2 separate regions of the Mus musculus genome follow, and region 2 is linked to region 1. A link is a loop called in an ENCODE intact Hi-C map of the cell type or tissue named here. Cell type or tissue: gastrocnemius. All regions are shown on one strand. Each heading gives the region's core, and the rest is flanking DNA. Links, peaks and the distances in the headings are about the cores only. Region 1 overlaps Kat6b (K(lysine) acetyltransferase 6B). Region 2 overlaps Adk (adenosine kinase).

Region 1 (4,393 bases), core at 138-4,137:
CCATCATGGTCTTCCTCATGAAAACCATGGTGTTAGAAACCACATGTACTCCAACGCCTCCTAAGATTAACCACATTTTACTTTGATGCTTCATTAAAAAAAAAAAAAAAAAAAAAAGATTTATTTTTATTTTGTGTGCATTGGTGTTTTGCCTGAAGTGACTGTATCAGATATCCTGAAACTGGAGTTACAGACACTTACAAACTGCCATGTGGGTCCTAGGAATTGAACCCAGGTCCTCTGGAAGAGTAGCCAATGCCCTTAACCCCTGAGCCATCTCTTCAGCCCCTGATGCTTCTTTTTTCTTAAGTTTTTCGAGACAGGGTTTCTCTGTGTAGTCTTGGCTGTCCTGGAACTCACTCTGTAGACCAGGCTGGCCTCGAACTCAGAAATCCGCCTGCCTCTGCCTCCGGAGTGCTGGGATTAAAGGTGTGCGCCACCACGCCCAGCGATGCTTAATTTTAGGAGGAAAAAGGAATATAGTTTTTTTCCTAATTGACCAGAGGGCGTACATGTCTACACAGTATTCCATAATTGGGATCTTCTCCCAGCCCCTGAAGTAGTCAAATCCAAGCTGATACACTCACAGATGGTTAAGGAACTGCCAGAGCACTGCTCTACTTTAGAGCCCAGAGAGGCACCTTCAGGCATCCTCTGTGCTCTACAGAATACACTATGCCCCAAGGTTTGCATTTCTGCCAGTAACAGGTAGATGTATGTGATCCAGGGACAGAGAACCTGACCCTTCTCTACTTGCTAGAAAAGAAGGGTACTTTTGAGGGCAGAAAGGACAAGCCTGGGAAGCAAGGATGGAGAAGTGGGAAGCTTCAGAGAAAAGACATTTCAGCCACTTTTGTGCAGAGGGGGCCAGACCTCCCTCTGCTGGGTCTTCAATCTGGGAAGACTAGGGGAGCTTGATGGTATTATAAAGTCTAAGATCAACCTGGGTAGAATTACACCTTGATACCCTATAAGGAAGGCCTTGAAGTTATGATAAAATCCCAGATTCGCAACAACTCAGCAGGGCCGGGTGTGTCATCAGCAATGAGGAATATATGAAGAGAATCTTTCTTCCCACTTGCGAAATCTGTCTGCGTGCCCCATGAATAGATATTAAAACAAGATGATAGAGGGCATTTTAACATACAGCTTAAAATTCACAGATAAACACCAGATGTCTGGACACCACAGAACTCATCAGGCAGTGACACAAAAAAATAATTCATTTGAAATGAGCCTTGTGAAAAGACCTACAAGGTAAGTAGAGGCAGACTGATGAGTGAGGCACTGCCTGCCCAGGGGAGCAGGGGACTCATAGGTTGAAATAAATTAACCTGAACACACAGACAATGTTTCTGTGCTCTTCTGTCACTAACCCAGGATACCATGGCCAAGTGAGAGAATGCTAATGCATCCATAAAGCCCATCACCGAGACAGCAGAAGACATCTTTTAGGCAGTGCTTGACATGTCATATCGTGAAGGCTCTTTCCAGCTAGTCAGGTCCTGGAGGCTGCTGACCACAAATGGCCTATCAAGTTGAACTTCTGAATAACCAACTAAGAACCATTCCACAACATAATCATTCCTCAGTATGACATATTTCCTCTATCCAACCATTAAGCAGCTGTCCTACGTGGTGACAAATTTTAAGTTACTCACAGCAATCAAGTGGGACAGCACGAGAGTGTGGAAAACCATAAGAATGGGTGCCACTTCCAGTTCTCAGGAGAGCCCACGCAGACTCTGGACTGGGCTGTTTAGTCCCTCTAAGTGTAGAGGTAAGCACCAGCATTACTAATGAGGACAGCACCTTGTGGAATGATTAGGTGTCTGGCTGGAAGGAAAGGCAGTGGTGTATGAGAGCATGCTATAGGTTCTGCAGAGCTGTTTTGCTTCCTTCCTTCTGCTTGCTGGGATTGAACCTAGGGTCTTAGACAAGTGCTTTACCACAGAAATAAAACTCCAGCTGTTAGCCAGGAGTTTTAAACTAACATTGAGGGAAAAAATATCTCAGTATCTGAGAGAAAAAGAGAAGACCAACACAGAAAGATTAACATTTAAAAGCCTTACAGCTGGGGCTGCAACTCAGCAGCAGGGTTTGCTTAGCATGGGTAAGGCCTTCAGGTTGGTACTCAATGGGAAAATAACAAAACAACAACAACAACAGAAGTACTCATAGGGGGGCCCAGTATTACCATTTCATATGCAGGAAACTATGTGTATGTGCATGTAACCTGAGTGGCTTTTATGTGCCGAATCAAAAAGAACAGCCAGTAAAAGAAAACCTTTAAAAACATAAACACAATTTGCATTTATATCTCTGAATAAAATTGGAGGCATAATCTTAAAATCAAATGGTAAGAGCAGAGAAGACACACTCCTCGAATCTCATGGTCTGTCCCTTTTCTTCAGTTAACATGGAGCTGGATTGAATTACTACATTTCACCAGTAGGTGTCGTAACCTGAAACAATACAGACTTCACTGGAGTCTCTCTGAGACTGGGGAGAACAGAAGGGGTATACTGTGTTTAGCTTAAATCCTTTGCTATGAGCTAGGCGTGGCAATGATTGGATTTGGGAAGGTGAGGCAGGAGACTGACTGACTGAGGTCAGGATTTAAGAGTTTGGTCCAGGCAATATACTGAGCATCTCAAAAGGCTCAGGGACAAGTAAAAGGAGTTTGATGCCAGCCTGGGCTACATGGAGAGACAGTTCAAGAAACAGTCAAACAAACAAAATCTCTACTGTGACTTTACTTACTGCATGCACTGCAGTCTAACACTGAATTAGCCACATAGATCTGAAACTGGAGCTTGGTTACAAATACTACTGAACAGAATCATATAAACATGTAACATAGGCTGGTATTGGTACATTCATATTTCACCCTTGACCTGTATAATGTTCTTATATTTCAAACCTATTCTATCACCAAACGATGTCTTTGAACATGTTCTGGGAGGTTTCGCTACAGATCGAGAGCATGAAGCTCTGACAGTGGACACCATGTAGAACGCACACAAACCAAACTCACCACTACTGCCACAATCTGCACAAGACAGGAGTTCTTCTGGTTTCTTTTCACGATTTGACTCTTTAGTCCCCAAACAGAAGCTACATATTGGAATGGGATCGGCACGGGGCTATGAGAAAGAGAAACAAAAACAAAAACCAAAACATAGTGTTAGCCTTCCTTTCAAAATTTAAAACAAATTATTAAATTCAAAGCGTCTTACATATTTCTTAAGGAAACCCTGATAAATTAAACAATCAAAAAGAAAATCAACATTTTCTAATAAAAATCATCATAAGTTATGTGGTAGCAAAGCCGTATCTGAATACATTTAAATGTAGTCATTAGATCCAGAAGTAACTTTTATGAATTCAGTGAATCCTAAGACCTTCAACTATCACAGAGCCTTCAGCAGGAACATTAAGGATTCATCTGTGTTCCCAAGTGTTCCCATAATCTGTATGTACAATAAACTGTTCATCTACTCAGCAACAAAGACTATGGACCTCATCTAGTTAATTAGTGAGATTATTTAACTCAGCTTTATCAAGTGTTGTGATTATTCACCTATTAAATACCGGACATGAAATGCGTGCTTCAGAGAGCCCATGAACAGAGAACGAGCAGGAGCTAAAATTCTGTCGGACTTGAGAAGATCAAAAGACTATTAACAAGACCTCTCTGGCACCAAGGGCTTCAAAGGGAAACCAGGGCACACAGAAGAGATAAACCCTCCATCTCTGACATTCACACTTTATAAAAGAAACAACAAAACATTTGTCTACCCCCTGGCACCCTTTAACTCTCTATGGCAATTGCTTTTAACAATGTGTAAATCTACATACATTCTGCGTCTCCTCGGTTGATTATTACTGCCAGCAGGGCAGACATTTCCAACCATATGAATGCAGTTCACTGTGCCTACAGAGCTACATTATCTTGAACAGCCAAAACTGTATAAAAACTAAAATTTTATTGCACATTCCAAGCCTTCTCACATGTTGTCTGCTAGTTCTTCTCTGAAGCCTTTATATGGAATGTCATGAATCAAAAATTCAGGGCAAGAAAACTCAACATAATCACAAATGTTTTTATATGTAAATCACAAACAAGATTGTGTTAGATCTAATTCTCTAAGTCGACAGCAGCACAGAATAAACCTCGTTTGGGCAACCATTCAATCCCAAATGCCTAATACGTAGCCTGGTTCACAGTAGGCTCTCAAAATATGTTTACTGGTTGAATAAATAAAGAAGCAACTGCCAGTTAAAAAGAAAAATCAGCCACTTCTTTAAGATAATATTTTGGATGGTTATAATGATTCCACAAATGTCTTGGTTCCCTCTAACAACATGCCATGAAAGTCAAGAATTCATC
Region 2 (4,393 bases), core at 214-4,213, 470 kb after region 1:
TATGTCAATTAGATTACCTGACTCTATAAAAGCCCAATTTGCAAATGTTCAAGGAAAAAATTAAAACTGTTTGGATATGGGCAGTTATACCAAAGAATTCGACTCGTATAGTTTTTGATTGCGCCTAAATCATCAGTAGAACTACTCTCAAGGTTAAACTTAACAGCAAAGAAAGTAATAGCGACACCGGACAGGGGAAAACAGAACAGCAGTGATTAATTCATGAGAATCAAGAATCCTGAGCTCTAAGTCTGACGAGAGAAGCCCAGAAGAAATCCAGAATGCAAACAAACTTACATTGTTATCCCACCCAAAGGAGGCACATAGGTGGGTGGCACTGGGATCTTTAACAACAGAGTGGTTAAATGCCAGACATGGTGGAGCACGCCTTGAGTCCCAGCACTCAGGAGGCAAAGCCAGGTACAGTATGGATGAGGTCCAGAACGACCAAGGCTGCATAGAAAGACCGAGCCAAAACCAAACCAAACAAAGAGAGTGAAAGCAGACCATCAACGTTTAAAAAGCAGCTAAACTCTGAGGCTCCCTTCTAACATTTGTATGCAATACGGTGGCTGTCCATCCTACAGTACAGACTACAGTGCCTCTATCTACAAAAGATAAACTGACAACAGAAAAATGTTTCAGTAGCAGAAAGGCTAACACAGACTTGGCAAGCTAAACTAGAACTTTCCATTTTATTCTCCTTCTTGGATCTTAGACGGCAAGGAACAATACCATCCTAGATCCAAGGTGATCAAAGAAACAACCAAACATCAACATAAAGAAACATCACTACAAAACTTTTTAACAGTGACTGAGTTGACAAGGCCTACCCCATGCAATTAATGTCATTTAATGTCCCTCTATTAAACAAAAAGGCTAAGATCACCATACATTTGAATGCAACTGCTGAGAAAGAGAAAATCAAATCTAAAAAGTAATGGAAAATTGGAGAAAAATAAGACACCATGGAACAAAAGAGAAAGAAAAAAAAAAACCACTTAGCATTCTCAGAGAAATGCAGGTAAGTACTGCACCCATGAAACAAGAACCAAGTCTATTTTAAATTTAAGGGAGAAAATAAAGTATTTGTTTTTTAAATGTTAAGTCTTTCTCACTCTCTGAATCTTTTAAAATACTACTATTCAATTACTGCATGCATGCATGCTTGTATGCACGAATGTACCATGGCTTACATGTAAAGGTTGAATTCTCTCCTTCCACTGTGTGAGACCTGAAGAATCAACTCAGGTCTCAGGCTTGCAAGCATGAAACTTTACTTGCTGAGACATTTTACCAGGCTACATACTTTGAATATTAATAATACAAAGAAGTATTTAAAAAATTCTCAAAAGTTAAAAAAATATAACATAGATTACTTTGGGATTACATTTATAAAAAATAATCCAAGATGCCCAAATTTTGAAAATATGTTTCTAAAGCACCAAGAGTTAAGAGTAGGGAGATGGCTCCGGGCTAGGAGTGCTTGCTGCTCTTCCAGAGGGCCAGAGTACAGTTCCCACCACCCACAACTCCCACTCTATGGGAGCCAACAGAGGTGCATGCTACTACTTAATATCACACTAGAATATTAGCAGCACCATTAAACGAAAGGAGGAGAATGACAACTGTAAGTACTGGAAATCTAAGAGAGATTAATTAGTACTTACACTTCATATTGTTGAGTTGCTGAAAAAAGATACAAAGAAAACAAGTCAGGCATGTGGGAATATTCTTGCTGTACTCCCACTGCTCAAAAGGCCAAGGTGGGAGGATTGCCAGTTTGAGATCAAGTTTAAGTCAGCCAGGGTTACATAGCAGGTATCCTATCTCCAAACCAACACATAGACACAGACAGACAGACAGGCAGACAGACAGGCAGACAGACAAACAGACACACACACAGACTCTCTCTCTCTCTCTCTCTCTCTCTCTCTCACACACACACACACACACAGACTCTCTCTCTCTCTCTCTCACACACACACACACACATACACACACACAAAGAAGACAAGGAGGAGGAAGCTGATGCCTTAAGAGAGAGTCTGAGAGAAGGAAAAGCATATATGTAATAGAGTGGGCTGAAGGTCAGATTAAGTTATCTAAAAAGAGAATGTTAAAACAAAAATAAGAAAGAGAAGATTAATTCAAAGTAAACAAATTCAGCCATCATCGTGAACAAGCCTCGAAGCAGCCGTCCCTGGAGTGCCAAGAGAGGACCACAGTTCTAACATCACTACTGCAGCCAATGAACCGTGGAGCACAGCTGGGAGGATGGGAAGTTTGGGGCAAGCTTGGGCAACTGAGTTTCCTTTGCCAAGGTGTGGGGTTGGGAGGGAAAAAAACAACCTAGAGCAGAAACCGGCTCAGTGAGGGACTGTATTACACTTCTGAACTAAGGAACTGTGGGTTCATGAGAAGACAGAGCTTTTTATAAAGGGTTCATAAGATAGAGCGTTAAGTCCTGGGGGTTTGTTACAGCTGCAACAGGAAACTAACATACTCTCCCTTGCCAGAGTAGTCAAGTGCTGCCCCCTAGCATTTACACTTCGAGCTACACTATGGAGACCAGATTGATACAGATCCTATGTCATCAAATCCAACCTGCAGAACAAGAAAGCCTTCACACAACTTCTCTGTGATGCAGGGTCCTCATTTCTAACCCTTTGATGGCTTGCTCCATTGAATGCCATGCAGCTGCCATCTCTACAGTTAAAATGGGCAACAGTTTTGCTCAAGTCTCCAAGAGCCAATGCAGTGATGTATCTGAACTCGTTTGAGAGCCTTTGCCAGGGTGTTAATTGCTGTGGTACTGAAGATTGTTCCCCTGTTAACGACGCTTTGGCTTTGATGTTGACCAAAAATTAGAGGTTCAGAGGACTCATGTGCGGCTTAATGATGGGATGTATTCAGAAAAACATATAAGGAGATTTTTGTCACTGTGCAACACTAGAGTTATCTAATCAGAAGGAACAGCCTGCTACAAATCTAGGTGCATGAATTGGCTATCTGCTCCCAGACTATAATCATGCGTAACATATTATACTATTGAATACTGCAGGCAGCTACAATGCAACTGGAGGTATTTATAGAAAAGATACCATAAAAATACAATACGAAAGACAAAATATGGTGCTGTCCTCACCAATGGAGCATGCAACATTGGAAGTTACTGTGAGAGAGACAGTGGGTGAGTTTTGAGTGCTGAGTCAGACACACTGTGTTTTAGAACTGCTTAACACAGCCCACTATGTTACAAAAGCCTTTATTTTCATCTTTAGGTGTGTGTGTGTGTGTGTGTGTGTGTGTGTGTGTGTGTGTTTGCTCATGTGTGGGCATGCAGATATTGCAACATAAGGATGGAGATCAGAAGTCAGCTTGTGGAATATGGTTCTCTGCTTCTGTCATGTGAGTCCCTGTAACTGAACAGGTCACGAGGCTTTGTGGCAAGGGCCTTACCACCTGATGAGCCACCTTTCCAGCCCAATTTATTCTTTTAATAACATTCAGATTACTATCAACTTTTATATTTAATTTTCTTCTTTGTACTAACTTAAGACACAAAATATATTGTACTGCTGTATACAAAATGTTTAATTTCCTTCTGACCTTATTTCATGAGCATTTTCCTACTTTGAATTTCTTGTGAGATGGGGGGGAATAGTCTTTTGCAGTATCTCACACATACGAGGGGAGCCTTCTGCAGCAGAGCCACATCCACAGCTACCTTTTCTTCTATTTTTTTTTTCCCAGTGTACCAAGTGCTTGTTTAGAGGAGACACCCCAGCACTCTCTGCAGAGGGAGTAAGCATGGTAAAAACCCTGCAAGAGGTTCACTGTAGCCCACTACTACTGTAGCCCACTACTACTGTAGACAACTACTGGGCTGAAGCACACATACTCCAAACACCAAGCCAACTGACCAAAGGTTTTTTTGTAAACTGAGAACCGCACTGTATGTGAATAAGCAAGTGCTTGCGTGACAACTGGCAAGATAATCAAACAGCAAAGTGACGTAAGGAGACTTACATCAAACCAACAGAAACGAAATACATACGACTTTTAACTATTTCAAAAGGAGCAGTAAAATGTCAGCACTAGAGAGACCATAAAATGAGACATTTATAATGCAACAGAAATGAGTGGAAACAGCCTCGTATCTCCTACGAGGAAAATTAACTTTATATGTAACATTCAGCAAAGCAAAAATTATTAGCAACATCTCCCCTTTATGCAAATAACTACTTATATTTTGACTTAGTCACATTAAAGACAGTAAACAAATCATCTGCACATCATAACATAAGTACATTCAGAATAATTAAGGTTTCTCAGCATGTTAAACCCCTGCAAACGGTTTCCTATCAGAGTTTAGGATGCAGTCGGTTTT

The links. Peaks named below come from ENCODE experiments on the same cell type or tissue, not always from the same donor. Only the 100,000 strongest peaks of a DNase experiment are listed, where the experiment ranks them.
Region 2: it touches region 1 in a loop (5-fold over the local background); 14 of 42 quality-filtered maps call a loop at or near these places.

The regions. Positions count from the first base shown.
Region 1 is chr14:21,608,507-21,612,899 of GRCm38, reverse strand. Kat6b (K(lysine) acetyltransferase 6B) reads right to left here. Exons shown (of 17, transcript NM_017479.3): 3 at 3,038-3,146. Among named protein-coding and RNA genes, the nearest start is that of Dupd1, 100 kb to the left of the region's middle. In gastrocnemius, for the core only: a CTCF peak has its summit at 2,448 (motif pointing right); a DNase peak (open chromatin) is centred at 2,525.
Region 2 is chr14:21,141,795-21,146,187 of GRCm38, reverse strand. The region is part of intron 3 of Adk (adenosine kinase); the gene reads right to left. Among named protein-coding and RNA genes, the nearest start is that of Adk, 91 kb to the right of the region's middle. In gastrocnemius, for the core only: a CTCF peak has its summit at 2,532; a DNase peak (open chromatin) is centred at 2,535; H3K4me3 peaks cover 285 bases; H3K27ac peaks cover 447 bases.